2 separate regions of the Homo sapiens genome follow, and region 1 is linked to region 2. Evidence: read pairs that join two places in POLR2A ChIA-PET (ENCODE). Cell type or tissue: OCI-LY7. All regions are shown on one strand. Links, peaks and the distances in the headings refer to the core of each region. The heading gives the core; the rest is flanking DNA.

Region 1 (15,299 bases), core at 4,205-8,204, 80 kb after region 2:
GATAGCCTCCACTGTGTGAACCAAGTCAGATTTCAATTCTTCATCTGAAGGTACTGATTGATGTCGTCAGACGCTTTCCCTGACGTAGATCCCCAATCCAAGGGCCAGCAGGTGAGACAGAAGCAGAGATGGAAGAAACACCTTCAAAAATTCTTTTTAGAAAATACACCCTTTTGGCCAGGTGCAGTGCCTGTAATCCCAGCATTTTGGGAGGCTGAGGTGGGGGGATCACTTGAGCCCAGGGGTTCAAGACCATCCTGGGCAACATAGCGAGATCCTGTCTCTACAAAAAAAAAAAAAAAAAAGGTAGCCAGCCACAGTGGTGCATGCCTGTGGTCCCAGCTACTTGGGAGGCTGGGGCGGGAGGATTGCTTGAGCCTGGGAGGTGGAGGTTGCAGTGATCCATGATCATGCCACTGCACTCTAGCCTGGATGACAGAGGGAGGCCCTGTCTGAAAGAAAGAAAGAAAGAAAGAAGGAAGGAAGGAAGGAAGGAAGGAAGGAAGGAAGGAAGGAAGGAAGGAAGGAAAGAAGAAAAGAAGAGAGAGAGAGAGAAAGAAAGAAAGAAAGAAAGAAAGAAAGAAAAAGAAAGAAAGAAAGAAACACCCTTTCATCATAACACGTGTTGTTCACGCTGAGAGATGCTGTGTGCTTTGTATGTTTGTTTAAAGAAGTTATCTTCTGGGAAGTGCTATGGTTTGAATGTTACCCTTCCAAAATTCATCTTGAAACATAATTCAGATTATGGTTGTATTAAGACTCAGGGTTTTTGGATGTGAGATGTGATAAAGTCATGAGGGCTTCCCCATCAAGATATAGATTCATGCCTTATAAAAGGGGTGGAAGGTACTAGCTTAGGCCCTTTTGCCTCCTATCCATTCCGTTATGTGAGGACACAGTGTTTGTCCACTCTGGAGGATGCAGCAACAAGGCGCCATTGTGGAAGTGGAGACTGGACCTTCAGCAGACACTGAATATGTTGGCACCTTGATCTCGAACTTCCCAGCCTCCAGGACTATGAGAGTAAGTTTCTGTTCTTTACGAATTACCCAGTCTGTGGTATTTTGTTACAGCAGCAGGAACAGACTAAGACAAGGGGATACTTTCAGACCAACTTGACTAATCTGTGTCCAATCTGAGTTTTTCTTCAAAATGCTTTCAACTTCTCTCAATGTGATCTTCCTCAGGCTGAAAGCTGTTTTTTTGCTCCAGTGCGATCAGTGACTATTTTCAGGGTGTCTGTGAGTGAGCTTCATGCTGGGCATCAAGTAATGTTTTTTGCATGTCATGACTGTAAATGGAAATTGAAGTTAGAGCCCTGCTCTATCCCCATGCTTACTAGTGTACAGTTGCACCCACAGGCCCTGCAGGTCCTCCTCCTGCAGCTCCGGAGCTCTGCAGCTCGGTGGTCAGAGGGCAGAGAGGAGGCTTGTCAGGATCTATGGGGAACAGCAGCAAGAGTCTAAACACACCACTGTTATTTTTTGCAATATGCTTTCACTTATTTATTTATTTATTTTTGAGACAGAGTCTTACTCTGTTGCCCAGGCTGGAATGCAGTGGCACAGTCTTGGCTCACTGCAACCTCTACCTCACAGGTTCAAGTGATTCTCCTGCCTCGGCCTCCCTAGTAGCTGGGATTACAGGCACGCACCACCACTCCCAGCTAATTATTGTATTTTTAGTAGAGATGGGGTTTCACCATGTTGGCCAGGCTGGTCTTGAACTCCTGACCTCAGGTGATCCACCTGCCTCGGCCTCCCAAAGTGCTGGGATTACAGGCGTGAATCACCATCCCCAGCTGCTTTTATTTTTTTTAAATAAAAGTGACATAATATTCAGATCAGGTCCATTTTGCTACCTTTTTAAATTACTTTCCTCCACTTTTCTCCCTAGAGACAATAACTAATAGTTTCCTTTAGTATATGATTCTCTTTATTATTTTCTATGTATCCATTATCAATATATATGGTGTTTTTACAATTAAAACAATTTTATCACACTATGGAAATATTTTTGCAACCTGCTTTTTTTTCTTCTCAATGATTTTTTTGGTGATCTTTGTTAATAACATCAGTACCTAGAGACCTGGTTCATGTTTTAAACTGCTGGGGATTTTTTGTTTGCTTTTTCTTGCTCTGTTGCCCAGGCTGGAGTACAGTGGCACAATCATAGCTCACCGCTGCCTTGAACTCCTGCGCCCAAGGGATCCTCCCACCTCAGCCTCCCAAGTAGCTGGGGCTACAGGTGCACACCACCACATCCAGCATCAACTGCTGATTCAATGTTCTTGGGAATTTTCACTTTATTTTTCATTTCCCTATTGATAGACTTGTAGATTGTTTCCAACTTTCTATAGATGTCATCTGTGCAAATATTTGCAAGTTTCTATAGAAAAAGATTTTCTGGGTCATAACATACATTTTTGTTAGGTATCAGTAATTCAATATCAAAATGGCTGTACTAGTTTTCACTCCCACTACTAGAATATGTAAGTTCCTATTTTCTACATCCTTTTCAACATCTCATATTGTCTGGATAAATATTGTAGATAATCAGATGTACATACCATGGTATCTCATTTTAATTTTTTTCTCTAATTACAGTGAGGCTGAGCACACTTTTGTGATTTTGGTGATTTTGTTTTCCTTTTCCGCTTCCTGTTCACATTTTTGCCCATTAAACAAAATTTTTTTTGCTTATTAAACAAAATTTTTTTGCTTATTAATGTTTCCCTTGTAACTAATACTTTGTTATACATGTTATACCTTTTCTTGGTTCTGTGGCTTGTATTGTAACTTCAATTTTAAATTAAGTTTTTAATTTTAGTGTCATCTCTAAAATACAAGCAAATTTATAAATCTTTCCCTTTATAGGCCAGGTGTGGTGGATCAGGCCTATAATCCCAGCACTTTGGGAGGCCAAGGAGGGCAAATCACTTGAGCTCAGGATTTGAGACCACCCTGAGCACCATGGTAAAACCCTGTCTCTACCAAAAATACAAAAAAAAAAAAAAGCCAGGCATGGTGGTGCATGTCTGTGGTTCCAGCTGCTTGGGAGGCTGAGGCAAGAGGATCACTTGAGCCCAGGTAGCAGAGGTTGCAGTGAGCTGACACACTGTGAGACCCTGTCTCAAAAAAGAACTTTTCCTTTATGATTCATGTCTTTTCTGTGTTAAGAAAATTTGCTTAAACTAGTCACAATAACAAAGACATGGAATCAACTGACATACCTATCAACAGTGTATTGTGTAAAGAAAATATGGTACATATATACCATGGAATACTATGCAGCCATAAAAAAGAATGAAATCTCGTTATTTGAAGCAACATGGATACAGCTGGTCATTATCCTAAGTGAATTCATGCAGGAACAGAAAACAAGATACCACATGTTCTCACAAATAGGAGCTAAACATTGGGTACACATGAACATAAAGATGGGAAGGAACAGTAGACACTGAGGACTACTTGATATGGGAGAGAGGGAGGGGGGTCGAGGGCTCAAAAGCTACCTATTTGGTACTATGCTCACTACCCGGGTAATGCGATGATTCATACTATCATGCAATACACTCATATAATGAACCTGCACATGTACCCCTTAATCTAAAATAAAATTTGAAATTGGCTGGGTGTGGTGGCTCACACCTGTAATCCCAGCACTTTGGAGGCAGAGGTGGGGAGATCGCTTGAGTCCAGGAATTCGAGACCACCCTGGGCAACATAGGGACACCCTGTTTCAACAAAAAATAGTAATAATAAAATACCCAGGCCTGGTAGCTCACCACACGCCTAGTCCCAGCTACTCCAGAAAGTAAGGTGGAAGGATTGCGTGGGCCCATGAGGTAGCGGCTGCAGTGAGCTGTGATTGTGCCTCTGCAATCTAGCCTCAGTGACAGAGTGACACCTTGTCTTAAAAGAAGACGTTTTGCTTCATTCAAGGTCATGAAGATAATCTTATAATAATATAAAGTGTTCGTTTTATATATTTTCTACAGTTCTATCTGTAACTTACCTGTGAATAGTGTCCGTTATGGATCTAATATTATTTATTTAAGTATAGGAAGCCAATTTTTTCTATGCAGTTATTTTTACAATGGAAATATCTTTAATGGGTCTTTCTGATGATAGAAGTAATGATCATTGTTAAAATTCAAATAATAATTGGATGGGCATGGTGGCACACACCTGTAATCCCAGCACTTTGGGAGGCCGAGGCTGATGGATTGCTTGAGCTCAGGAGTTTGAGACCAACCTGGCCAACATTGCAAAACCCTGTCTCTACTAAAAATACAAAAATTAGCAGGGCGTGGCTGTGCATGCCTGTAGTTCCAGCTACTCAGGAGGCTGAAGCAGGAGAATCGCTTAAACCCAGGAGGTGGAGGTTGCAGTGAGCTGAGATCACACCACTGCACTTCAGCCTGGGCAACAGAGCAAGACTCTGTCTCAGAAAAAAAAATATATACACACACACACACACACACACACACACACACACACACACACACACAGACACGCACACACACACACACGCACATATATACATACATACATACATATATATATATATATATATATATATATATATATATATGTATGTATGTAGAGAGAGAGAGAGAGAGAAATATATTAAAAATCACCGGAGGCCAGGCATGGTGGCTCACGCCTGTAATCCCAGCACACTTTGGGAGGCCAAGGCAGGCAGATTACGAGGTCAGGAGATCGAGAAGATCCTGGCTAACACTGTGAAACCCCATCTCTACTAAAAATACAAAAAAATTAGCCGGGCATGGTGGCACGTGCCTGTAGTCCCAGCTACTCAGGAGGCTGAGGCAAGAGAATCACTTGAACCCGGGAAGTGGAGGTTGCAGTGAGCTGAGATCACGCCACTGCACTCCAGCCTGGGCAAGAGAGACAGAGCCAGAGCCAGAGACACCCGGAATTACAGGCGTGAGCCACCTCTCCTGGCCACAAGTTTTCTTTCTTTCTTTTCTTTTCTTTTTTTTTTTTTTTGAGACGGAGTCTCGCTCTTGTTGCCCAGGCTGGAGTGCAGTGGCACGATCTTGGCTCACCGCAACCTCTGCCTCCAGGGTTCAAGCAATTATCCTGCTTCAGCTTCCTGAGTAGCTGGGATTACAGGCATGCACCACCATGCCTGGCTAATTTTTGTATTTTTACTAGAGACGGGGTTTCTGCATGTCAGTCAGGCTGGTCTCGAACTCCCAACCTCAGGTGATCTGCCAGCCTCGGCCTCCCAAAGTGCTGGGATTACAGGCATGAGCCACTGTGCCCGGCCCCACAAGTTCTTTTAGTATCACATCTAGTATGCCAGGTACATCTCACTAAATGTTTTCAAATTAAGACCATCAGTATATCCTCTTACAAATAAATTATTTTAAATTTTGTCATAGAAGTATGCAAGGAAAAACAACCAGTTCTTAGAAAAGCATGATATAACTTACTTTCCTAGAATGTGAAACGGGAAATACACGAATTACTCTAATTTGGAGGTTCTACGGAAGGAAGTCATTTATTGCATGTTGCCATCATTGAGAAACAGATGATTATCTTTCTCCTGCACATGAATACCATCTTTCAGTATGTTAATACTTGCCATTCTTCATGAACTTCATAGTTAAATTCTTCCATGTGTACATTAAAATATATTTGATCTGTGAATTAAAAAAATTATCAATACCACACATAGACTACATTTATCAGCCCTTAAGATGAGAGTCCTTTTGTTTTCTGCCCCTAGGTCCACTTTGATGTCAAATGAACACTGATGGGGTTATTCAGTTTTTATGTAGACATCCTACAATAGATACAGTATGGGTTTTTGCAAATATATTGAGTCATTACTCATTTCTCTTCCAAGGTAGTTTAAAATGCTTTAAATGATTATTCAGTATAGAGTTCAGTTATAAATTGTGGTACTGTATGAAGAGATTTGGAAGAGCTATATAAGGATTAAATCCTTCACCTCAAATATAGTGATATAGAGAAGCTAAAAAATAAGATACATGTCTTATAATTTTGCCTTGTCTCAGTTCTGTGTCTTCCCCTTTTGACACAACCTAAAACCAAATTGCCAAGAAAAGGAAACAACTACCAAAAAGCACAGCTGGTGCGTTAGTGGGACTGAATTCACGGCACCAGTCACTCATGAATTTGTGTAGACACAGGTGGATCTGAAGGACTTCTCTTCAAGGCACATGCAGTTTAGCCAGGCACTGACCAGCTCCAAATTCTCCTTGACCACTTGCTACCTGAATACTCAAGGCCCACTTGCTGCTCAATCCAAAATTCACTCAGGCCACTAGACTGTTCTACTACCTTAACATGTTAAGTTTGGAAAGCTGTTTTCCTCGAGAACACTCCCAAGGAGAAGAGCAAATACTGCTCATATGTGTTTCTGAAACAACTTCAAGCGGCTTTTAGCAGGCAAAAATTTTCCATCGTGTGGGTGTTTTTGGTGCCATCTGAGAGATACTGTGGTTTTCAACCAGCTTGGTGCTATTACTACAATCACTTTACCTGACCTCTTTCTTTAAACAGGCATAAGACAAGGCTGAGCTCATACTTTCAGGAAAGCCACTCTGCCACCTAAGCAGAACTAACACTGTTAGAAGAGCATGCAAATTGTAATTTAAAAAAATCCATAGGCCAGCAGTTTCTTTTAACCACAGTGGCTTTTCTCCCCCTCCTGCTCATTCTGCTGATATAGCAGCATTGGTGTGCATGGCAAAGCTTTAGCTTTCTGCTCTAATTTGCTGTTCCTCTGATGAGAATTGTGCATTTGAGGATGCTTTGTTTCGTGTGTGTTAAGTGTTGCACATCCAGCTGGATTTTAAGTTTCTGAAGGCATGGACCCCCTCCCTTTTATCCGTCTCTTCTATAGGACCCAATATGGTATTCTATTGTAGGTGCTCAATTATTGTATGTTGAATGAATGTATGATTGAATCAGTGTGTGACTGAACAGATATTTCCAGTCTCCCATTTTATAAACTCAACAGTGCAAACTGGATGGGATTAATTTTAATCAGAAAGAAAGGTGTATGGCAATGCAGAAATAAAATGATGGTGAGAATAAGAAATAAAGATGAGATAAATATAAGAAATATATTTATATATTATAATCAGTTTAATGAGAAATAAAGATGAGAATAAGAAACAGACTAAGGGAGGAGCTAAAGAGTTCACTAATTCCACAGTAAAGGTGGTTTAGATGTGTAGATGACTGAATCTATGCAGTGGAGTATATATATATGTGTGTGTGTGTATACATATAATATGTATATAGATTTAAATACGTATGTATTTATGCGCCAGCATGGGCAACATGTCTCTACCAAAAATACAAATTAGCCAGTCATAGTGACACGTGCCTGTGGTCCCAGTTACTCGGAAGGCTGAGGTGGGAGGATTGCTTGAACCCAAGAGGTGGTGGTTGCAGTGAGCCAAGATTGCATCACTGCACTCCAGCCTGGGTGACAGAGTTGAGACCCTGTCTCAAAAATAAATGAATAAAATAAATAAATAAATATGTATTCATGTAATTATCTGTATACTTTATATATTATATACATATCTACAATGCATGATATATGATGTATGTATATGCATATATATTATATATGTGTATATATGTACGTGTTTGTGTGTATAGATGTGTATATGTGCATACACACACACACACACACACACACACACACATATATATACTTTAAAGAATTTATACCAAAGTTCCTCTTAGAGAACTGTCTTTGTCTGGAAAAATGCCTTGATTAGCCACTTGTGGGTGGAAAGACCCTGGGGCCACTGGATGAAAGAATATAAGATAGCAAAGTTATAGCTAAACCACTCCACATCTAAACATCAACAATAATTTGTGAGTGGGAGTAGAACAGTCAAGAGAAGAGAGGGAGCCGGGCGCGGTGGCTCATGCCTGTTATCCCAGCACTTTGGGAGGCCAAGGCAGGCGGATCACTTGAGGTCAGGAGTTCGAAACCAGCCTGGCCACCATGGCGAAATCCCGTCTCTACTAAAAATATTTAAAAAATTAGCTGGGCATGGTGGCACATGCCTGTAATCCCAGCTACTCAGGAGACTGAGGCAGGAGAATTGCTTGAACCCAGGAGGTGGAGGCTGCAGTGAGCCTAGCTCGCACCACTGCACTCCAGCCTGGGTCAAAGAGTGTAACTTCCAGAAACTGGTCTCAAAAAAAAAATTAAATTAAAAAAATTAATTAAAAAAAAAGAGAGGAGAGGGGAGAAAAATTAAAGATACAGATATGGGATTGTACAAGCCTTTGCCTTGGGAAAGTGGTTTGGGATAAATCAAAGAAAAGAGGTTGAGTTCCAGAACGAGATTGTCCCAGAGCAGAAAAGGATGACAACAGCAGAAGTAGACACCAAGAGAGGCGTGCATTCAGCAAGAGCAGGATTGTGGAACTGGAAGTGAACATGTGTCTGCAAAACCTCAGGAATTAACATAAACCCAGGGAAATAATTAGACCCCTCACAGAGCTTGGGAAGAAGCCTCAAGCAAATTTTAATTAAATCTTAAAAGGTACTCTTATCGGCCGGGCACAGTGGCTCACACCTGTAATCCCAGCACTTTGGGAGGCCGAGGCGTGTGGATCACCTGAGGGCAGGAGTTCGAGACCAGCCTGGTCAACATGGTGAAACCCCGTCTCTACTAAAAATACAAAAATTAGCCAGGCGTGGTGGCAGGCGCCTGTAATCCCAGCTACTCGGGAGGCTGAGACTGGAGAATCGCTTGAACCCAGGAGGCGGAGGTTGCAGTGAGCTGAGATCATGCCATCACACTGCAGGCTGGGGGACAGAGCGAGACTTTGTCTCAAAAAAAAAAAAAAGGTTGCTCTTATCTCAATTTATGTCTCAGAGTTCCTTAAATCCAGATTTAGGGCAAGTAATTTGGAAACCCTCTCTTCCTTCCAACCGATAAGTTTCTAATACTATCTTCTTAAAGCCCAGAGTTACAAAACAAACAAAAGCAATAAAATGAACAAATAAACAAAGCCCACATCCTCTTTCAGGGGTTGTTAGCGATGGATATTTGACCTGGGAAGACATCACAAGCAACCACAGTCCTGATTCCAGTGCCAAATCTGAGCAGGCCCAGCACTCCACACAGAACGTCCCTGATTCAAACTGGTGCCCAACAGGCCTTTCCTCAGTAGCATGGCCAGGTTAGGGCACCAAAGGGTTAAACTGTGACAATGTGGCAGGTTGGTAAAAATGTTCATAACCTGGTATTGAAATCTTTTCACCTTTTTCTCTGGGGCTATTTTAGTTAATACATGAAAATGCCAGGGTAATTGTTACACTTCTCTGATGCAGATGGTTATTGTTCCTGTTTTACAAGTAAGAGAACTTTAACATAAGCTTGCTCAGCATGCCCAGAGCAGGATTCTGAGTGAGGAATTATGATTTCCTAGGCTGGGCTTGGTTCACTGGACACCATTGTCCTCTACAAAGGGTTTATTGTGAAACGTTTACAAAAGCACTTTTAGGAGGAGTTCAATGTCTATTTCTATCTTGGTGAAAATGTGGGTGAATCTGTGTGAGTGGTGGTAGAGTCCCCTTGCAGAAGGGAGAAGGGAATGAACACTGGCTGTGTTCTTACCGTGAGCCCGGGACCAGAGCTCTTTCCTTACGCTCTCTGCACTTTCTGAAAGATAAAGCAGCAGTGACAAACTCTGGGTCGATGTAATATTCTATAACTTAATAGGACACGTGCAAGATACGCATTTGTCAAAAAGCATCAGGCAGGGTGCAGTGGCTCACCCCTGAAATCCTAGCTTTAGTAGGCGGAGGTGGGAGGATCACTTCAGCCCAGGAGTTTGAGACCAGCTTGGGCAACATAGGGAGAATCTGTTTCTACAAAAAATAAAAAAATTAGCTGGGCGTGGTGGCATGTGCCAGTAGTCCCAGCTACTTGGGATGCTGAGGTAGGAGGATCACTTGAGCCTAGGAGGTCAAGGCTGCAGTGAACCATGAGGCACCACTATGCCTGGGTGACAGGGTGAGACCCTGCCTGTAGAAAGAAAGAAAGGGCCGGACATGGTGGCTCACACCTATAATCCCAGCACTTTGGGAGGCTGAGGCAGGCAGATTATGAGGTCAAGTAATCGAGACCATCCTGGCCTATATGGTGAAACCCCATCTCTACTGAAAATACAAAAATTAGCCTAGCGTGGTGGCGCGCGCCTGTAGTCCCAGCTACTCAGGAGGCTGAGGCAGAAGAATTGCTTGAACCCGGGAGGAGGAGGTTGCAGTGAGCTGAGATCACACCACTGCACTCCAGCCTGATGACAGAGTGAGACTCTGTCTCAAAAAAAAAAAAAAAAAAAAAAAAAAAAAAGAAAGAGCATCAAACGGCACAGTTAAGATTTGTGCAGTTTGCTCTTTTTAAATTTTACCCTAAAGGAAAAAGAACTATCAGCTGAGGGCAGTGGCAGTGCCTGTAGTTCCAGCTACTGAGCCTGAGACAGGAGGATTGCTTGGGGAGTAGTTCAAGTCCAGCCTGGGCAACATAGTGAGACCACATCTCCTAAAAGAAAAAGAAAAAGAACCATAAACAGATATTGAATTCTAGTTAATTATATGGATGCTGAAGTGTTTCATTGTGAAATATTATGTTTAAAACTAACTTTGAAATGCATCCAAAAATTAAGATGGATTGATGGACGGTGAGAGGGATGGTTAGATGGATAGAAACGTGATCAAGCAGGTATAATAAAACATTGCTTGTGGAATCCAGGTGATAGACACCTGGGTGCTTATTGTGTAATGCATTCAACTTTTATGTTTGAAAAATTTCCTAATTAAATATTAGGAAAATAGGCTGGGTGTGGTGGCTCATGCCTGTAATCTCAGCACTTTGGGAAGCCGAAGCGGGTGGATTGCCTGAGGTCAGGAGTTGGAGACCAGCCTGACTAACATGGTGAAACCCCGTCTCTACTAAAAATACAAAAAAAACCAGCTGGGCGGCCGGGTGCAGTGGCTCATGCCTGTAATCCCAGCATTTTGGGAGGCCACAGCGGGTGGATCACCTGAGGTCGGGAGTTCAAGACCAGCCTGACCAACATGGAGAAACCCCATCTTTACTAAAAATACAAAATTAGCCAGGTTTGGTGGCACATACCTGTAATCCCAGCTTCTCGGGAGGCCGAGTCAGGGGAATTGCTTGAAACTGGGAGGCGGAAGTTGCAGTGAGCCAAGATGGCACCACTGCACTCCAACCTGGGCAACAGAGCGAGACTCTGTCTCAAAATAAATAATAAATAAATAAATATTAGGAAAATAAAAATGGTACTGATAGTTCCTACTTATCTGGCTGCCACAAAATGTGGGTAAAAGGTCCTCTTGAAAATAAACCAGCTACTCACGGTTGAAATTTCTATAAAGGTATCTTTTCCTTTCTCATGTGCAGTGCTCTCCTCTTTGAACTGCTGTTGAGTGCTTTGCATGCTTTACTCATGAGTAGTGGTCCCAGCTACATTGGGCACTGCTGGCCACTTCCCCCTTATGGAACTTTCTCTTCTCTTGACTCGTTAGACACCACACTCTCCTGGTTCTTCTCCTACCTCTCCGGTAGGTCCTGCCCCAGCTCTTTAACTACTTCCTTCTCCTTTGCCTTTTTTTTTTTTTTTTTTTTTTTTTGTCAGATAGGGTCTCACTTTGTTGCCCAGGCTGAAGTGCAGTGGCGTGATCACAGCTCACTGCAGCCTCGTCCTCCCCTGGCTCAGGTGATCCTCCCACATCAGCCTCTCGAGTAGCTGGGGCTACATGTGTGTGCCATGATGCTTGGCTAATTTTTGTATTTTTAGTAGAGATAAGGTTTCACCATGTTGCCCAGGCTAATCTTGAACTCCTGGGCTCAAGCGATCTTCCCACCTTGGCCTCCCAAAGTGCTGGGATTACAGGTATGACCATGGTGCCAGCAGCCTTTATCTATTTTTAAGAGTAGAAGTTTCTCTGGGCTTGGTTCTGGGTCTTCCTTTCTTTTCATTGTACTCTTTTTCCCGAGATGGTCTCATCAGTTTTCATGAATTTTAGTACCACCTCCCAAAGCAATCAGCTCCAGCATAAGGCTCTCTTTTCAACAACACTCTTACATTCAAGTGCCTCCCTGACATCTCCACTTGAATGTCTCCTAGGCGGCTTGCCCCTAATAAGTCTACGTCTAAGCTCCTGATGATGCCACCTCCCCAGTCACCAAAGCTGTTCCCCTCCTGTTCTGCATCTTCATGAGTGACAAACCCACGCGCTCTTTATCAAGCCACACCTTGGAGGCATGTCCTTCTCCCTCACTCCCCTCACCCCATCCAACACCAAGTCTAGATGTTTCCCTTTCCTGTCACCGCCTCAGCCACTGCCCTAGTGCCGTCACCACCATCTGTCCCTAGAGCATGGCAGGGGCCTCTGCACTGATTTCCCACGCGGACTCCCACTCCATTCTAACCCAATAGAAACTGCCAATGCCATCTTTTAAAAAAATAGGTCTGATTATGTCTCTTCCCTACTTATAACTCAGCAATGGCTTGCCACTGATCTTAGGATAACCACAGAGTACTTAAGATGGGGAGCAAGGCCTCTCTTGCCTGGTCTCTGGCCACACACTCCTTTGCATCGTCTGCTCTGCCCACATGAGCTTTCTTTCAATTCTTCCAACAAACTAAGCATTTTCCTACCTCAGGGCCTTGGTATAGAGGAGTTCCTGTTCTTGAAACCGTTCCTGAAATCTTTCCTTGTAAATCCCTACTCATCATTTGGTCTCAGCTTAAATAATATTTTTATTATTATTATTTTTAGATGAAATCTCACTCTGTCACCCAGGCTGTCGCAGTGGCGTCATCTCGGCTCACTGCAACCTCCGCCTCCCGGGTTCAAGAGATTCTCCTGCTTCAGCCTCCCAAGTAGCTGGGATTACAGGCGTGCACCACTACGCCTGGCTAATTTTTGTATTTTTAGTAGAGATGGGGTTTCACCATGTTGGCCAGGCTGGCTTCAAACTGCTGACCTCAGGCAATCCACCTGCCTCAGCCTCCCAAAGTGCTGAGATTATAGGTGTAAGCCACGAGACGAGCCTAAATGATACTTTTTGAGAAAAACTTCCTGACACACCCCTCCTCCATCCTAATTATGTCTCTTTCCTGCTAGTGTCTCTCATAAAGCCTCTTCTTTTGTTTCCCCGTAGAATTAGTAATTATGTGTCTTTGTGCTTTTTTATGTAATGTCTCTCTCCTGCTAGACTCCAAACTCCACGTAGGCAGGGAGCCTGTCTGCTGCTCTCAACTTTGGACTCAGCATCGAACATAGTCCCTGGTGCTTAGAAGATGCTCAACAAATACTTCACAATTGAATGAACACATGGCTATGCTGTCATAGAATTTGAAAGGTAATGGACAATGTGATAAATGAATATGGCATTAGGATTTAGCATGGGCTGGAAGCAGAGGCTCAAACCTATAATCCCAGCACTTTGGGAGGCTGAGGCGGGCAGATCACTTGAGCCCAGGAGTTCGAGACCAGCTTGGGCAATATGGTGAAACCCAGTCTCTACAAAAAATACACAAAAATTAGCTGGGCGTGGTGGTGCTACCTGGGAGGCTGAGGTGAGAGGCTTGCTTGAGCCTTGGAGGTCCAGGCTGCAGTGAAACATGATTGTGCAACTGCACTCTAGCCTGGGCAACAGAGTGAAAGCCAGTCTCAAAAAAAAAAAAAAAAAAAAAAAAAAGATTCAGCATGAATAAGACCTATATTGCCATGCTCCCAGAGCTGTTATGAAGAACCCATTCCACATTGGGAGTGAGAGCATTACGGGTGCTCACAGTCTGTTCTGGGTTACTCTTGTCCTTCTGTGCTCCTCTTCACGCCCTCCAGCTCATTCCCCACGTGCAGATGAAGAAAAAGCAACAAAGAGCATCTAGTACATTGAATGCCTGGTAAAAAGGCATCCTCTTCCTCATCAACATGTATGGAGCATTCATGGGTACAGGCTTCAGGCCCACAGAAATGAAAGGCAAATAGCTTGAGTCGGAATCAATGATTAGTTCTTCCCCGGCTCTGTGACTGCGTAGATGTATGGTCTTACATGGAGAAGTTTGTATCTTAGAGTCTCTATAGATGCCCCACCCATTTCATACATCTATTAGGAATACGAAAGGTGCAGAGGTAAGTGAGAATGCTTCTTATGCTATAAACCTGTGAACCACCACATGGATGTGAGTTACTGTGTGGTGTAAAGAATAACAAAAAATATTAGATATACTGGTTTTGCTGTTTTTAACAACTGAAAGTGCTACTATTAGGTGTCTTACTAATTGTATTCACAGTAAGAATAATGAGCAACTTGATCTTTCTACTTTGAGAAGAATGCTTAATTATAGATAAGAATAGGTAGAAGTGACCTAAATTCAAAAATATTTCCAAAATCAGCAATTCATGGTCAAGATGAACTTAGCACTTAAATTATGTGACTCATTAGTAATAACTTTCTAGGTTGTGCCATACTAAAATTCATGTTTTTCTCTCATAGTTATGTATTATTCTATAACAAAACACTTTTATTTTTCTGTTTGTAAAAGTAATATGTATTCATAAAGATTCAGATGATATAAAAATGTCATAAATTAGCAAGAGAAAATCATTTATAAATGTCTTCTCTTTAGCTACTTCAAAAAATATTATAAAATAAGTAAAACTTCTAAGTTAATATAAAGAAATTTTATGAACAAGCGTTACCTGTGGGGATTTTAATCTCTCATACATGTGGTTATTTCAAAAGAATATGATCACATTGCATAAAATGTACATTTTTGTTTATGATACATTTCTAACTTATCAACTATTAGTTCTTGCAGGGAAAATGTCTTGCCAATATGTACTTGAGAAGACCATCCTTTTCAGTTGAACAACAAGAACCAAAATGTTAATCAAATATGTCCAGTGACTTTACAATTTGCAGAGCAACTGAGAAATATAGAAATTGGGCTGGGCATGGTGGCTCACGCCTGTAATCCCAGCACTTTGGGAGGCCGAAGCGGGCAGATCACGAGGTCAAGAGATTGAGACCATCCTGGCCAACATGGTGAAATCCCATCTCTACTAAAAATACAAAAATTAGCTGGGTGTGGTGGCACGTGCCTGTAGTCCCAGCTACTTGGGAGGCTGAGGAAGGAGGATCACTTGAACCCGGGAGGCAGAGGTTGCAGTGAGCCAAGATCGTGCCACTGCACTCCAGCTTGGGCGACAGAGTGAGACTC
Region 2 (15,299 bases), core at 6,430-10,429:
AAAGACACAGAATGGCAAAATGTATAGAGTCAAGACCCATCAGTACGCTGTCTTCAAGAAATCCATTTCATGCTTGGAGGAGCCAAGATGGCCGAATAGGAACAGCTCCAGTCTACAGCTCCCAGCATCAGCGACGCAGAAGACGGGTGATTTCTGCATTTCCAACTGAGCTTTGAAGACAGTAGTGGTTCTCCCAGCACACAGCTTGAGATCTGACAACGGGCAGACTGCCTCCTCAAGTGGGTCCTTGACCCCCGAGTAGCCTAACTGGGAGGCACCCCCAGTAGGGGCGGACTGACACCTCACACGGCCGGGTACTCCTCTGAGACCAAACTTCCAGAGGAACAATCAGGCAGCAGCATTTGCGGTTCACCAACATCTGCGCTTCTGCAGCCACTGCTACTGAAACCCAGGCAAACAGGGTCTGGAGTGGACCTCTAGCAAACTCCAACAGACCTGCAGCTGAGGGTCCTGTCTGTTAGAAGGAAAACTAACAAACAGAAAGGACATCCACACCAAAAACCCATCTGTACGTCACCATCATCAAAGACCAAAGGTAGATAAAACCACAAAGATGGGAAAAAAACAGAGCAGAAAAACTGGAAACTCTAAAAATCAGAGCGCCTCTCCTCCTCCAAAGGAACGCAGCTCCTCACCAGCAATGGAACAAAGCTGGAGGGAGAATGACTTTGAAAAGTTGAGAGAAGGCTTCAGAAGATCAAACTACTCCGAGCTACAAGAGGAAATTCAAACCAATGGCAAAGAAGTTAAAAGCTTTGAAAAAAAAATTGACGAATGGATAACTAGAATAACCAATGCAGAGAAGTCCTTAAAGGACCTGATGGAGCTGAAAACCAAGGCACCAGAGCTACATGACGAATGCAGAAGTCTCAGCAGCCGATGCGATCAACTGGAAGAAAGGGTATAAGTGACGGAAGATCAAATGAATGAAATGAAGCAAGAAGTTTAGAGAAAAAAGAATAAAAAGAAACAAACAAAACCTCCAAGAAATATGGGACTTTGTGAAAAGACCAAATCTACATCTGACTGGTTTACCTGAAAGTGACGGGGAGAATGGAACCAAGTTGGAAAACACTCTGCAGGATATTATCCAGGAGAACTTCCCCAATCTAGCAAGGCAGGCCAACATTCAAATTCAGGAAATACAGAGAATGCCACAAAGATACTCCTCGAGAAGAGCAACTCCAAGACACATAATTGTCAGAATCACCAAAGTTGAAATGAAGGAAAAAATGTTAAGGGCAGCCAGAGAGAAAGGTGGGGTTACCCACAAAGGCAAGCCCATCAGACTAACAGCTGATCTCTCGGCAGAAACTCTACAAGCCGGAAGAGAGTGGGGACCAATATTCAACATTCTTAAAGAAAATAATTTTCAACCCAGAATTTCATATCCGGCCAAACTAAGCTTCATAAGTGAAGGAGAAATAAAATACTTTACAGACAAGCAAATGCTGAGAGATTTTGTCACTACCAGGCCTGCCCTAAAAGAGCTCCTGAAGGAAGCACTAAACATGGAAAGGAACAACTGGTACCAGCCACTGCAAAAACATGCCAAATTGTAAAGACCATCAATGCTAGGAAGAAACTGCATCAACTAACGAGCAAAATAACCAGCTAACATCATAATGACAGGATCAAATTCATACGTAACAATATTAACTTTAAATGTAAATGGGCCAAATGCTCCAATTAAAAGACACAGACTGGCAAATTGGATAAAGAGTCAAGACCTATCAGTGTGCTGTATTCAGGAAACCCATCTCACATGCAGAGAAACACATAGGCTCAAAATAAAGGGATGGAGGAAGATCTACCAAGCAAATGGAAAACAAAAAAAGGCAGGGGTTGCAATCCTAGTCTCGGATAAAACAGACTTGAAACCAACAAAGATCAAAAGAGACAAAGAAGGCCATTACAGAATGGTAAAGCGATCAATTCAACAAGAAGAGATAACTATCCTAAATATATATGCACCCAATACAGAAGAACCCAGATTCATAAAGCAAGTCCTTAGTGACCTACAAAGAGACTTAAACTCCCACACAATAATGGGAGACTTTAACACCCCACTTTCAACATTAGACAGATCAACGAGACAGAAAGTTAACAAGGATACCCAGGAACTGAACTCAGCTCTGCACCAAGTGGACCTCATAGACATCTACAGAACTCTCCACCCCAAATCAACAGCATATACATTCTTTTCAGCACCACACCTACTCCAAAATTGACCACATAGTTGGAAGTAAAGCACTCCTCAGCAAATGTAAAAGAACAGAAATTATAACAAACTGTCTCTCAGACCACAGTGCAATCAAACTAGAACTCAGGATTAAGAAACTCACTCAAAACCACTCAGCTACATGGAAACTGAACAACCTGCTCCTGAATGACTACTGGGTAAATAATGAAACGAAGGCAGAAATAACGATGTTCTTTGAAACCAACGAGAACAAAGACACAACATACCAGAATCTCTGGGACACATTCAAAGCAGTGTGTAGAGGGAAATCTATAGCACTAAATGCCCACAAGAGAAAGCAGGAAAGATCTAAAATTGACACCCTAACATCACAATTAAAAGAACTAGAGAAGCAAGAGCAAACACATTCAAAAGGTAGCAGAAGGCAAGAAATAACTAAGATCAGAGCAGAACTGAAGGAAATAGAGACACAAAAAACCCTTCAAAAAATTAATGAATCCAGGAGCTGGTTTTCTGAAAAGATCAACAAAATTGATAGACCACTAGCAAGACTAATAAAGAAGAAAAGAGAAAAGAATCAAATAGACGCAATAAAAAATGACAAAGGGGATACCACCACCGATCCCACAGAAATACAAACTACTATCAGAGAATACTATAAACACCACTATACAAATAAACTAGAAAATCAAGAAGAAATGGATGAATTCCTCGACACATACATCCTCCCAAGACTAAATCAGGAAGAAGTTGAATCTCTGAATAGACCAATAACAGGCTCTGAAATTGAGGCAATAATCAATAGCTTACCAATGAAAAAAAGTCCAGGACCAGATGGATTCACAGCCGAATTCTACCAGAGGTACAAGGAGGAGCTGATACCAATCCTTCTGAAATTATTCCAATCAATAGAAAAAGAGGGAATCCTCCCTAACTCATTTTATGAGGCCAGCATCATCCTGATACCAAAGCCTGGCAGAGACACAACAAAAAAAAGAGAATTTTAGACCAATATCTTTGATGAACACTGATGCAAAAATCCTCGATAAATTACTGGCAAACCGAATCCAGCAGCACATCAAGAAGCTTATCCACCATGATCAAGTGGGCTTCATCCCTGGGATGCAAGGCTGGTTCAACATATGCAAATCAATAAATGTAAGCCAGCATATAAACAGAACCAAAGACAAAAACCACATGATTATCTCAATAGAGGCAGAAAAGGCCTTTGACAAAATTCAACAACCCTTCATGCTAAAAACTCTCAATAAATTAGGTATTGATGGGACGTATCTCAAAACAATAAGAGCTATGTATGACAAACCCACAGCCAATATCATACTGAATGGGCAAAAACTGGAAGCATTCCCTTTGGAAACTGGCACAAGACAGAGATGCCCTCCCTCACCACTCCTATTCAACACAGTGTTGGAAGTTGTGGCCAGGACAATCAGGCAGGAGAAGGAAATAAAGGGTATTCAATTAGGAAAAGAGGAAGTCAAATTGTCCCTGTTTGCAGATGACATGATTGTGTATCTAGAAAACCCCATCGTCTCAGCCCAAAATCTCCTCAAGCTGATAAGCAACTTCAGCAAAGTCTCAGGATACAAAATCAATGTACAAAAATCACAAGCATTCTTAAACACCAATAACAAACAAACAGAGAGCCAAATCATGAGTGAACTCCCATTCACAATTGCTTCAAAGAGAATAAAATACCTAGGAATCCAACTTACAAGGGATGTGAAGGACTTCTTCAAGGAGAACTACAAACCACTGCTCAATGAAATAAAAGAGGATACAAACAAATGGAAGAACATTCCATGCTCATGGGTAGGAAGAATCAATATCATGACAACGGCCATACTGCCCAAGGTAATTTATAGATTCAATGCCATCCCCATCAAGCTACCAATGACTTTCTTCACAGAATTGGAAAAAACTACTTTAAAGTTCATATGGAACCAAAAAAGAGCCCGCATTGCCAAGTCAATCCTAAGCCTAAAGAACAAAGCTGGAGGTATCACACTGCCTGACTTCAAACTATACTACAAGGCTACAGTAACCAAAACAGCATGGTACTGGTACCAAAACAGAGATATAGACCAATGGAACAGAACAGAGCCCTCAGAAATAATGCCGCATATTTACAACTATCTGATCTTTGACAAACCTGAGAAAAACAAGCAATGGGGAAAGGATTCCCTATTTAATAAATGGTGCTGGGAAAACTGGCTAGCCATATGTAGGAAGCTGAAACTGGATCCCTTCCTTACACCTATACAAAAATTAATTCAAGATGGATTAAAGACTTACATGTTAGACCTAAAACCATAAAAACCCTAGAAGAAAAGCTAGGCAATACCATTCAGGACACAGGCATGGGCAAGGACTTCATGACTAAAACACCAAAAGCAATGGCAACAAAAGCCAAAATTGACAAATGGGATCTAATTAAACTAAAGAGCTTCTGCACAGCAAAAGAAACTACCATCAGAGTGAACAGGCAACCTACAGAATGGGAGAAAATTTTTGCAACCTACTCATCTGACAAAGGGCTAATATCCAGAATCTACAATGAACTCAAACAAATTTACAAGAAAAAAACAACCCCATCAACAAGTGGGTGAAGGATATGAACAGACACTTCTCAAAAGAAGACATTTATGCAGCCAAAAAACACATGAAAAAATGCTCATCATCACTGGCCATCAGAGAAATGCAAATCAAAACCACAATGAGATACCATCTCACACCAGTCAGAATGGCAATCATTAAAAAGTCAGGAAACAACAGGTGCTGGAGAGAATGTGGAGAAACAGGAACACTTTTACACTGTTGGTGGGACTGTAAACTAGTTCAACCATTGTGGAAGTCAGTGTGGCGATTCCTCAGGGATCTAGAATTAGAAATACCATTTGACCCAGCCATCCCATTACTGGGTATATACCCAAAGGATTACAAATCATGCTGCTATAAAGACACATGCACACGTATGTTTATTGCGGCACTATTCACAACAGCAAAGACTTGGAACCAACCTAAATGTCCAACAATGATAGACTGGATTAAGAAAATGTGGCACATATACACCATGGAATACTATGCAGCCATAAAAAATGATGAGTTCATGTCCTTTGTAGGGACATGGATGAAACTGGAAACCATCATTCTCAGCAAACTATCGCAAGGACAAAAAACCAAACAGTGCATGTTCTCACTCATAGGTGGTAATTGAACAATGAGAACACTTGGACACAGGAAGGGGAACATCACACACCAGGGACTGTTGTGGGGTGGGGGGAGGGGGGGAGGGATAGCATTAGGAGATATACCTAATGCTAAATGATGAGTTAATGGATGCAGCACACCAACATGGCACATGTATACATACGTAAAAAACCTGCATGTTGTCCACATGTACCCTAAAACTTAAAGTAGAATAATAATAAAATAAAAAAATAAAAATAAATAAAAAAAGGAGGGAAATTCTGACACATGTCATGTACAGCATGGAAGAACACTGAAGACATTATGCCAAGTGAAATAACCCAGTCACAAAAGGACAAATACTATATGATTCCACTTGTGTGAAGTACTTAGAATAGCCAAATTCATAGATATAAATTAGGATGGTGGTTGCCAGGGGCTCAGGGAGAGGGAATGCAGAGTCAGTGTTCAATTGGTATGAAGTTTCAGCTTGGGATGACGAAAACATTCTGATGAAGAACAGTGGTGATGGTTGCATGACAATGTGAATGTACTTAATGCTACTGAACTGTACACTCAAACACAGCTAAAGTGCCAAATTCTATGTTATGTATATTTTACCACAATAAAAAAGGCATTGCCCCCCGCCAAAAAAAGAAATCCATTTCACATGCAAAGACACACATAGGCTCAAAATAAAGGGATGGTGGAAAACTTACCAAGCAATGGAAAACAGAAAAAAGCAGGAGTCGCAATCCTAGTTTCTGACAAAACAGACTTGAAAACAACAAAGATCAAAAAAAGACAAACGACATCACGTAATGGTAAAAGGTTCAGTTCAACGAGAAGAGCTAACTATCCTAAGTACATATGCAACCAATACAGGAGCACCTAGATTCATAAAGCAAGTTCTTAAAGACCTACAAAGAGACTTAGACTCACACATAATAATAGTGGGAGACTTTAACACCCCACTGACAATATTAGACAAATCATAGAGACAGAAAATTAACAAAGATACTCAGGACCTAAATTCAGCTCTGGATCAAGCAGACCTGACAGATATCTACAGAACGCTCCACTCAAAAACAACAGATTATATATTCTTCTCATTGCCACATGGCACTTACTCTAAATTTGATTACATAATCACAATTATTAATAAAACACTCCTGAGCAAATGCAAAACGACTGAAATTACAACAAACTCTCTTAGAACACAGCACAATCAAATCAGAACTCAAGACGAAGAAATTCACTCAAAACCACATAACTACATGTAAACTGAACAACCTGCTCCTGAATGACTCCTGGGTGAATAAAATTAAGGCAGAAATCAAGAAGTTCTTGGAAACGAATGCAAAGAGACAACGTACTAGAATCTCTGGGATGCAGCTAAAACGGTGTTAAGAAGGAAATCTATAGCACTAAATGCCCACATCAAAAAGCTAGGAAGATACCAAATTAACAACCTAATGTCACAACTAAAAGAATTAGAGAACCAAGAGCAAACAAACACCAAAGCTAGCAGAAGACAAGAAATAACCAAGATCAGAGCTGAACTGAAGGAGACAGACACACAAAAAAATCAAGTTGGTTTCACCCCTGGCATGCAAGGTTGGTTCAACATACACAAATCAATAAATGTAATTCATCACATACACAGAACTAAAGACAGACACCACATGATTATCTCAACAGATGCAGAAAAGGCCTTCAGAAAATTCAACATCCCTTCATGTTAAAAACTCTCAATAAACTAGGGACTGAAGGAACATACCACAAAATAATAACAGCCATATATGACAAACCCACAGCTATTATCATATTAAATGGCAAAAGCTGGAAGCATTTCCCTTGAAAACCAGCACAAGACAAAGATGCACTGTCTCACCATTTCTCACAGTATTGGAAGTTCTGGCCAGGGTAATCAGGCAAGAGAAAGAAATAAAGGCATTCCAATAGGAAGAGAGAAAGTCAAATTACCTTTGTTTGCAGAAGACATGATCCTATATCTAGAAAATCACATTGTCTCGGCCCGAAAGCGTCTTAAGCTGATAAGCAACTTCAGCAAAATCTCAGGATACAAAATCAATGTGCAATAATCACTACCATTCCTATACAGCAACAACAGGCAAGCAGAGCGCAAATCATGAATGAATTCCCATTCATAATTGCTACAAAGAGAATAAAATACCTAGGAATACAACAAGGGAGGTGAAGGACCTCTTCAAGGAGAAGTACAAATCACTGGTCAAGGAAATAAGAGAGGACACAAACAAACGGAAAAACATTCCATGCTCATGGACAGGAAGAATCAATATTGTGAAAATGGCTATACTGCCCAAAGTAATTTATAGATTCAATGCTATTCCCATTAAACTACCATTGACGTTCTTCACAGAATTAGAAAAAAAACTACTTTAAAATTCATATGGTACCAAAAAAGAGCCCGTATAGCCAAGACAATCCTAAGGAAAAAGAACAAAGCTAGAGGCATCATGTTACCAGACTACAGGGCTACAGCAACCAAAACAGCAAGGTACTGGTACAAAAACAGACACACAGACCAATGGAACAAAACAGAGAACTCAGAAATAAGATGGCACACCCACAATCATCTGACCTTTGACAAACCTGACGAAAACAAGCAATGAAGAAAGGATTCCCTATTTAATAAATGGTGTTAGGAGAGCTGGGTAGCCATATGCAAAAAAATTGAAACTGGATCCCTTCCTTACAATTTATACAAAAATTATCTCAAGATGGATTAAAGACTTCAATGTAAAACCCAAAACTATAAAAATCCTAGAAGAAAATCTAGGCAATACCATTCCAGACACAGGCACAGGCAAAGATTTCACAATGAAAACGCCAAAAACAATTGCAACAAAAGCAAAAATTGACAAATGGGATCTAATTAAACTAAGGAGCTTCTGCACAGCAAAAGAAACTATCATCAGAGTGAACAGACAACCTACAGAATTGGAGAAAATTTTTGCAATCTGTGCATCTGACAAACATTTAATATCCAGAGTCTACAAGGAACTTAAATTTATAAGAAAAAAACAACCAACCCCATTAAAAAGTGGGCAAAGAACATGAACAGACACTTTTCGAGAAAAGAATTCATGCAGCCAACAAACATGAAAAAAAACTCAATATCACTGATTAGAGAAATGCAAATCAAAACCACAATGAGATACCATCTCATGCCAGTCAGAATGGCGATTATTAAAAAGTCCAGAAACAGACGCTGGCGAGGTTGTGGAGAAAAAGAAATGCTTTTACACTGTTAGTGGGAGTGTTAGGAATTAGTTCAACTATTGTGGAAGACAGCGTGGCGATTCCTCAAAGATCTAGAGGCAGAAATACCATTTGACCCAGCCATCTCATTACTAGGTATATACCCAAAGGAATATAAATCATTCTATTACAAAGATACATGCATGTGTATCTTCACTGCACCACTCTTCACAATAGCAAAGACATGGAATCAACCCCAATGCCCATCAATGATAGACTGGATAAAGAAAATGTGGTAAACATACACCACAGAATACTATGCAGCCATAAAAAGGAAAGAGATCATGTCCTTTGCAGAGACATGGATGGAGCTGGAAGCTGTTATCATCCTCAGCAAACTAACACAGGAAAAGAAAACCAAACACCACATGTTCTCACTTATAAGTGTGAGCTCAACGATGAGAACACATGGACATATTGGGGTGGGGGGGGACAAACACACTGGGGCCTTTAGGAGGGAGGGGTTGGGGGAGGGATAGCATCAGGAAGAATAGCTAATGGATGCTAGGCTTAATACCAAGGTGATGGGTTGATCTGTGCAGCAAACCACCACGGCATATGTTTACCTAGGTAACAAACCTGCACATACTGCACATGTACCCCATAACTTAAAAGCTGAAGGAAAAAAAATTGGCTGGGTGTGGTGGCATGCCCCTGTAGTCACAGCTACTCAGGAGGCTAGAGCAGGAGGATGGCTTGCACCCAGGAGTTTAAAGCTGCAGTGAGCTATGATTGTGTCACTGCACTCCAGCCTGGCAACAGAGTGAGACCCTGTCTCTAAAAAACGTTATAAATAAATAAATAATGTAGGTAAATGTTCTCACTGCAACAAAATATATGAGAGATAATGAATGTGTTAATTAGCTTGGTATAATCATTCCATATATATATATTTTATATATATATACACACACACACACATCAACATATCACATAGTACCCCGTAACTATACACAATTCTTTTTTCTATTAAAAATAAAAAGAGGTCAGGTGCAGTGGCTCACACCTGTAATCCCAGCACTTTGGAAGGCCGAGGCGGGCGGATCACAAGGTCAGCAGATCGAGACCATCCTGGTCTAACTCGGTGAAACCCCGTCTCTACTAAAAATACAAAAAATTAGCCAGGCGTGGTGGCGGGCGCCTGTGGTCCCAGCTACTCAGGAGGCTGAGGCAGGAGAATGGTGTGAACCTGGGAGGCGGAGCTTGCAGTGAGCCGAGATCGCGCCACTGCACTCCAGCCTGGGTGACAGAGCGAGACTCTGTCTCAAAAAAATAATAAAAATAAATAAATAAAATAAAATAAAAACAGAAATAGAGAAAAAAAAGGACAAAAAGGGATCAAAGTTAAAGTCTGTCTACAAATCTTTCACAACTAAGTTTTCAGATATACTTAGTTTTACCATGGCTACATACTGGGCAATAAGTACTCACTCTTTAAGAGCTCAGTTTTACTAAGGTATTGGAGGTCATGGAGAAGGATAGCTTCCCTCTGACTGAACTAAGGTAAGCAGGAGTTTTTAAAAAATTTAAGGAAAACAACAACAACAACAACACACACACACACAGGCCAAGGCAAGAGGATTGCTTGAGCCCAGGAGTTCAAAACTAGCCTAAGCAACATAGTGAGACCTCATCTCTACAAAAACAAAAAACAAAAACTAGGGGAAACCAAGGAGAACAAAATACACCAAAACTGAGTGATGGATGAATACTGACTACAGATTAAATTTACCTGAAATCTAAACACAAATGCAACAGGCTGACAGTTTATAAAATGATTTCTTTCATTTCAACCCTATCTAAACTGACTTTTAAAGACGATCAAATTGTGTTGGCACTGTTTTTAGCTTTGATTAGGTGCTCCTTGATTCATATTAACTGCTTCTAGAACATTACAATTTACTCTCAAATTTAATAAGCTGTTCTTTTAGGCTCATAACACTTGATAACGCAAACTTCCCTGGTTACCAGAAGCAAGAAGAATACTTTTTAAAAAAGATACAGATCCCTAGCTTCATTTTCAGAGCTACTGAATCGGAGTATCTGAGTAGAGTGATAAAAAAACACTTTTTAGAAAGCTCCATCAGTGCTTGCCAGGGGACTGGGAAAATATGGAGTGACTGCTTAATGGTTACAAGGGTTTCCTTTGGGCGATGACAAGTGTTCTGGAATCAGGCAGTGGCAATAGCTGCACATCACTGTGAATATACTAAAAAAACCACTGGATTATATACTTAAAATAGTTTAAGCTGGGCACAGGAGTTCATGCCTATAATCCTAGCACTTTGGAAGCCCAAGGTAGGAGGATCACTTGAGGCCAGGAGTTTGAGACCAGACTGAGCTGGTGAGAACCCATCTCTAAAAAAATTGTTTTTTAATTAGCCAGGTGCCTCAGCACAGTCTGTGGTCCCAGCTACTCAGAAGGCTGAAGTGGGAGGATCACCTGAGTCCACGTAGCTGAGGTTGCACTGAGCTGTGATCACACCTCAGCCTCCCAAGTAGCTGGGACCACAGACCCATGCCACCACACCCAGCTAATATTTTGTATTTTTGGTAGAGACACGGTTTTACCATGTTGCCCAGGCTGGTCTCAAACTCCTGAGCTCAAGTGATCTGCCCACCTCGGACTCCCAAAGTGCGGGGATTACAGGCATGAGCCACCGGGCAAGAGTAACAAATATTTTAAAATGAGCTGCGTGTGGTGGTGGACATCTGTAGTCCCAGCTACTTGGGAGGCTGAGGCAGGAGGATCACTTGAGCCCAGGAGTTTGAGGCTGTGGTAAGCTATGGTCATGACATTGTACCCTAGCCTGGGTGACAGAGCAAGACTCTGTCTCAAATAATTAAAAAAAAAAAATCTGAAACTACTATACATGTATAAAGAAAATGAACAATTAAATATTAATAAATGGATGGTGAAGGGCCAGGCGCAGTGGCTCACGCCTGTAATCCCAGCACTTTGGGAGGCCGAGGCGGGTGGATCACGAGGTCAGGAGATCGAGACCATCCTGGCTAACACGGCGAAACCCTGTCTCTACTAAAAATACAAAAAAAAAAAAATTTAGCCAGGCGTGGTGGCAGGCGCCTGTAGTCCCAGCTACTCGGGAGGCTGAGGCAGGAGAATGGCAGGAACCCGGGAGGCAGAGATTCCAGTGAGCCGAGATTGCGCCACTGCACCCCAGCCTGGGCGACAGAGCAAGACTCCATCTCAAAAAATGAAAATAAAAAAGTAAAAAAATAAATGGATGGCGAATAGAAGCCAGATTTCTTGCTGTTGGGGTGGTAGGTTACAGACAGACAAGTCAGAAGGTGGCTAGAATGTGGTAATGGATTACAGCTGGAAATATGAATATAAACTCTTGTTTACTTTAATACAGACACAAACTTACATATAGAATTATAGATATGTATATAGAATTAGTAATATACACATATATTTCCTTACTATGTCAGCTGGAGAGAATCCACAAGCCGCAACAGCCCAGTAGCAAGAAGCACACCTAAAATGCAGATCTTGGTTATTAACCTTTCTCAGTAAAAGGAGAAATGGCTGATCCTAGGCCAAGGCAGGAAACAAAAGATGAGTCTGGATAATCTTGCACTCCCAGAAAGGAAGTACTCAATAAGTATACATAAATAATAGTGATATGTCAAAGGCATACAGGTGCAAAGTGAAAGGGGTCCCAACAGACAATGCCAGAAAAAAATTGAAAAACAGAATATAGTAGTATTGGATTATAACCCAAGGTATCAACATCTACAAGTCCACACTGATTAGTAAAGTGAATAAATGAGAGACATTGAGTAAGTCTTCCATTAAGAACTAAATGAGAGAGAATGAGTAAGTCTTCCATGAAGAACTGCAGATAGTTTATGCAGACATCTCCTCTCTAGGAGGAAGAGCATGTAAGTGTGGCCTGGGTAGAGTGACTTTCTTCCAAAGAATACAGCATGGAAAGAGGAGAAAAAAAGAGTAACTGTGCTGTAGAGAAACCTGACAAATACTATTATCAGCCAGGTGATCAAGGTTAATGCTAATAGTGCTAAGTCATGTTGATAGTATGTACCCTTGATAAGATGTGATAAAAATGACATTTTACCTCTGTGATCCTCTTCCTCAAAGCCATAACCCCAGCCTAATCATGAGAAAAACTTAAGACAAATTCTAATAGTGGAGCATCCTACACTTACCTCACTGTACTCCTTAACACTGTCAAGTTCATCAAAAACAAGGGAAGTCTCAGAAACTGTCATGCCAAGAGAAGGCTAAGGAGACATGATAACTAAATGTAATGCGGTATCCTGGATGGGACCTTGGAACAGAAAAAGGACATTCAAAAAACTAGGGCAATCTGAATAAAGTATGAACTTTAGTTAACAATCATTTATTAATATTGGTTTTTTATTTGGGACATATGTATCATCCCAATGTAAGATGTTAATAGAGGCAACTGGTATAAAGGTACACAGGAAACCTCTGTACTATCTTCACAGTTTTTCTGTACATCTAAAACCACTCTACTAAAGCAAGAAGTTTATTTTAAAAAGTTTCTCAGGTAACTCTGATGGTTTGGAAGCCATTAAGCAACGACTCCATCCTCTTCAGAGAAAACATCTACATCTCTAGTTACTTTACCTCATATTGACTTTGTGTCACTCACAGCCTTTATCTCTACCTCAAATCCTGCCCCCATCCTGGTTTCACGTCTATATCCCATCTCAGTTTGACCACTTAAGTTCTTTGACTTCTCATGATTAAAAACCTTTTCTACTCCACTTAAGCCACTTACTTTATTTTTGTTTTTCAGAATTTTTGTTAATATCTTTGGTCATTTTTCTGCTGTGGCAATCATTTTCCTATCGATTTGTAAGAGGAAAACCGATGCTGTCATTTTTGTTGCATATTTTTTAGAACTGTGATTAAATATACATAACATACTGAGGCAAAAGAATCGCTTGAACCAGGGAGGCAGAGGTTGCAGTGAGTCGAGATCATGCCACTGCACTCCAGCCTGGGAGACAGAGCAAGACTCCATCTCAAAAAAAAAAAAAAAAATACATATATATATATATACACACACACACACACACACACACACACACACACACCCACACACACCATAAAATTTACCATTTTAACTATATTTAAATACAGATGGTCCTCAGCTTACAATGGTTCGACTTACAATATTTGGACTTTATAAATGGTGCAAAAGTCATACGTACTCACTAGAAACAGTACTTTGATTTTTGAATTTTTATCTTTTCCTAGGCTATTGGTATGTGGTAGTATACTCTCTTGTGATGCTGGGCAGCTCCCAGTCAGCCACACGATGACAGGGGTAAACAACCACGAGATGATCAACACTTTATTATAAAATAGGCTTCATGTTATTTTGTTCAACCGTAGGCTACTGTAAGTATGCTGAGTACATTTACAGAGGCTAGTCTAAGCTATGATGTTCAGTAGACTAGGTGTATTAATGCATTTTTAACTTAATAGTATTTTCAACTATTGTTTAGTTGGGATGTAACGCCATCCTAATTCTAGAAGCACGGTTCAGAGTTCTGTGGCACTGAGTAACATCCACACTGTCATGCAATCATCACTACCATCTATCTCTAGAACTTGATCATCTTCTGTAACTGAAACCCATTTAACAAGAAAACTCATTTCCCACTTTTCCCAGCTCCTGGTAATCACCATTCTTTCTATCTCCATGAACCTACTCTAGGCACTTCGTGCAAGTGCAATCATATGATATTTTTCCTTTTGTGTGACTAGATTATTTCACTTAGCATACTGACTTCAAAGTTCTGACACATGCTGTAGCATGTGTCACAATTTTTTTTCAATGCTCTCTACACAGCCAATACTTTCCTTTTTAAAGCTGAGTAATATTCCATTTACGTATATACCACATTTTGCTGAGTGGATATTGGGCTGTTTCTACCTTCTGGCTATTGTGAATAATGCTGCTATAAACATGGGTAAACAATGCAAATATATTTTTGATGCCTGTAGTTTTCTTGATAAATCCTTCCTTTGCTTTTAGATATAAAGCTTCTCTAGCCAAAGATCAGAATACATTCAATCTTATTTCAACTACTTTTGATGTTTAACTCTTTTCATCCACTTACCTATAATGCCAATTTTTATTTTTAAACCACACTCTTACTCCTTTATATGTTAATAACTAAATCTCTTTTCAGGCTTTCTAGTCTGTTCCACCAATACTCTGTCTTTCCATTCTTGTATCAATACTGTACTGTTTTTATTGTACAGCTTTCTAATACTAATTTTACTCCCTCCTCACCGTTTTTCTTTTTCAAAATTATCTTAATTCTCACCAAATGAATTTCAGAATTAATTATGACAAGGTAAAAATGTTGGCATCTGGGACAAAAAAAATATAAAAATTAAACCATATAAGTATTAGGGGAAAAATCCTTGGATAGAGAAAGCCTTTCCAAAATGTGACATAAAAGTCAAAAGTCTTTTTCTTTTTTTTTTTTTTTTTTGAGACAGAGTCTCACTCTGTTGCCCAGGCTGGAGTGC

Evidence for each region. Peaks named below come from ENCODE experiments on the same cell type or tissue, not always from the same donor. Only the 100,000 strongest peaks of a DNase experiment are listed, where the experiment ranks them.
Region 1: POLR2A ChIA-PET joins it to region 2 with 5 read pairs; 7 of 35 experiments call an interaction of 5 or more read pairs at or near these places.

Annotation. Positions count from the first base shown.
Region 1 is chr18:9,074,231-9,089,529 of GRCh38, reverse strand. No RefSeq gene overlaps it. Among named protein-coding and RNA genes, the nearest start is that of NDUFV2, 21 kb to the left of the region's middle. In OCI-LY7, for the core only: no CTCF peak of the experiment used is centred there; a DNase peak (open chromatin) is centred at 6,649; H3K4me3 peaks cover 662 bases.
Region 2 is chr18:9,156,101-9,171,399 of GRCh38, reverse strand. The region is part of intron 1 of ANKRD12 (ankyrin repeat domain 12); the gene reads right to left. Among named protein-coding and RNA genes, the nearest start is that of ANKRD12, 27 kb to the right of the region's middle. In OCI-LY7, for the core only: no CTCF peak of the experiment used is centred there; no DNase peak of the experiment used is centred there.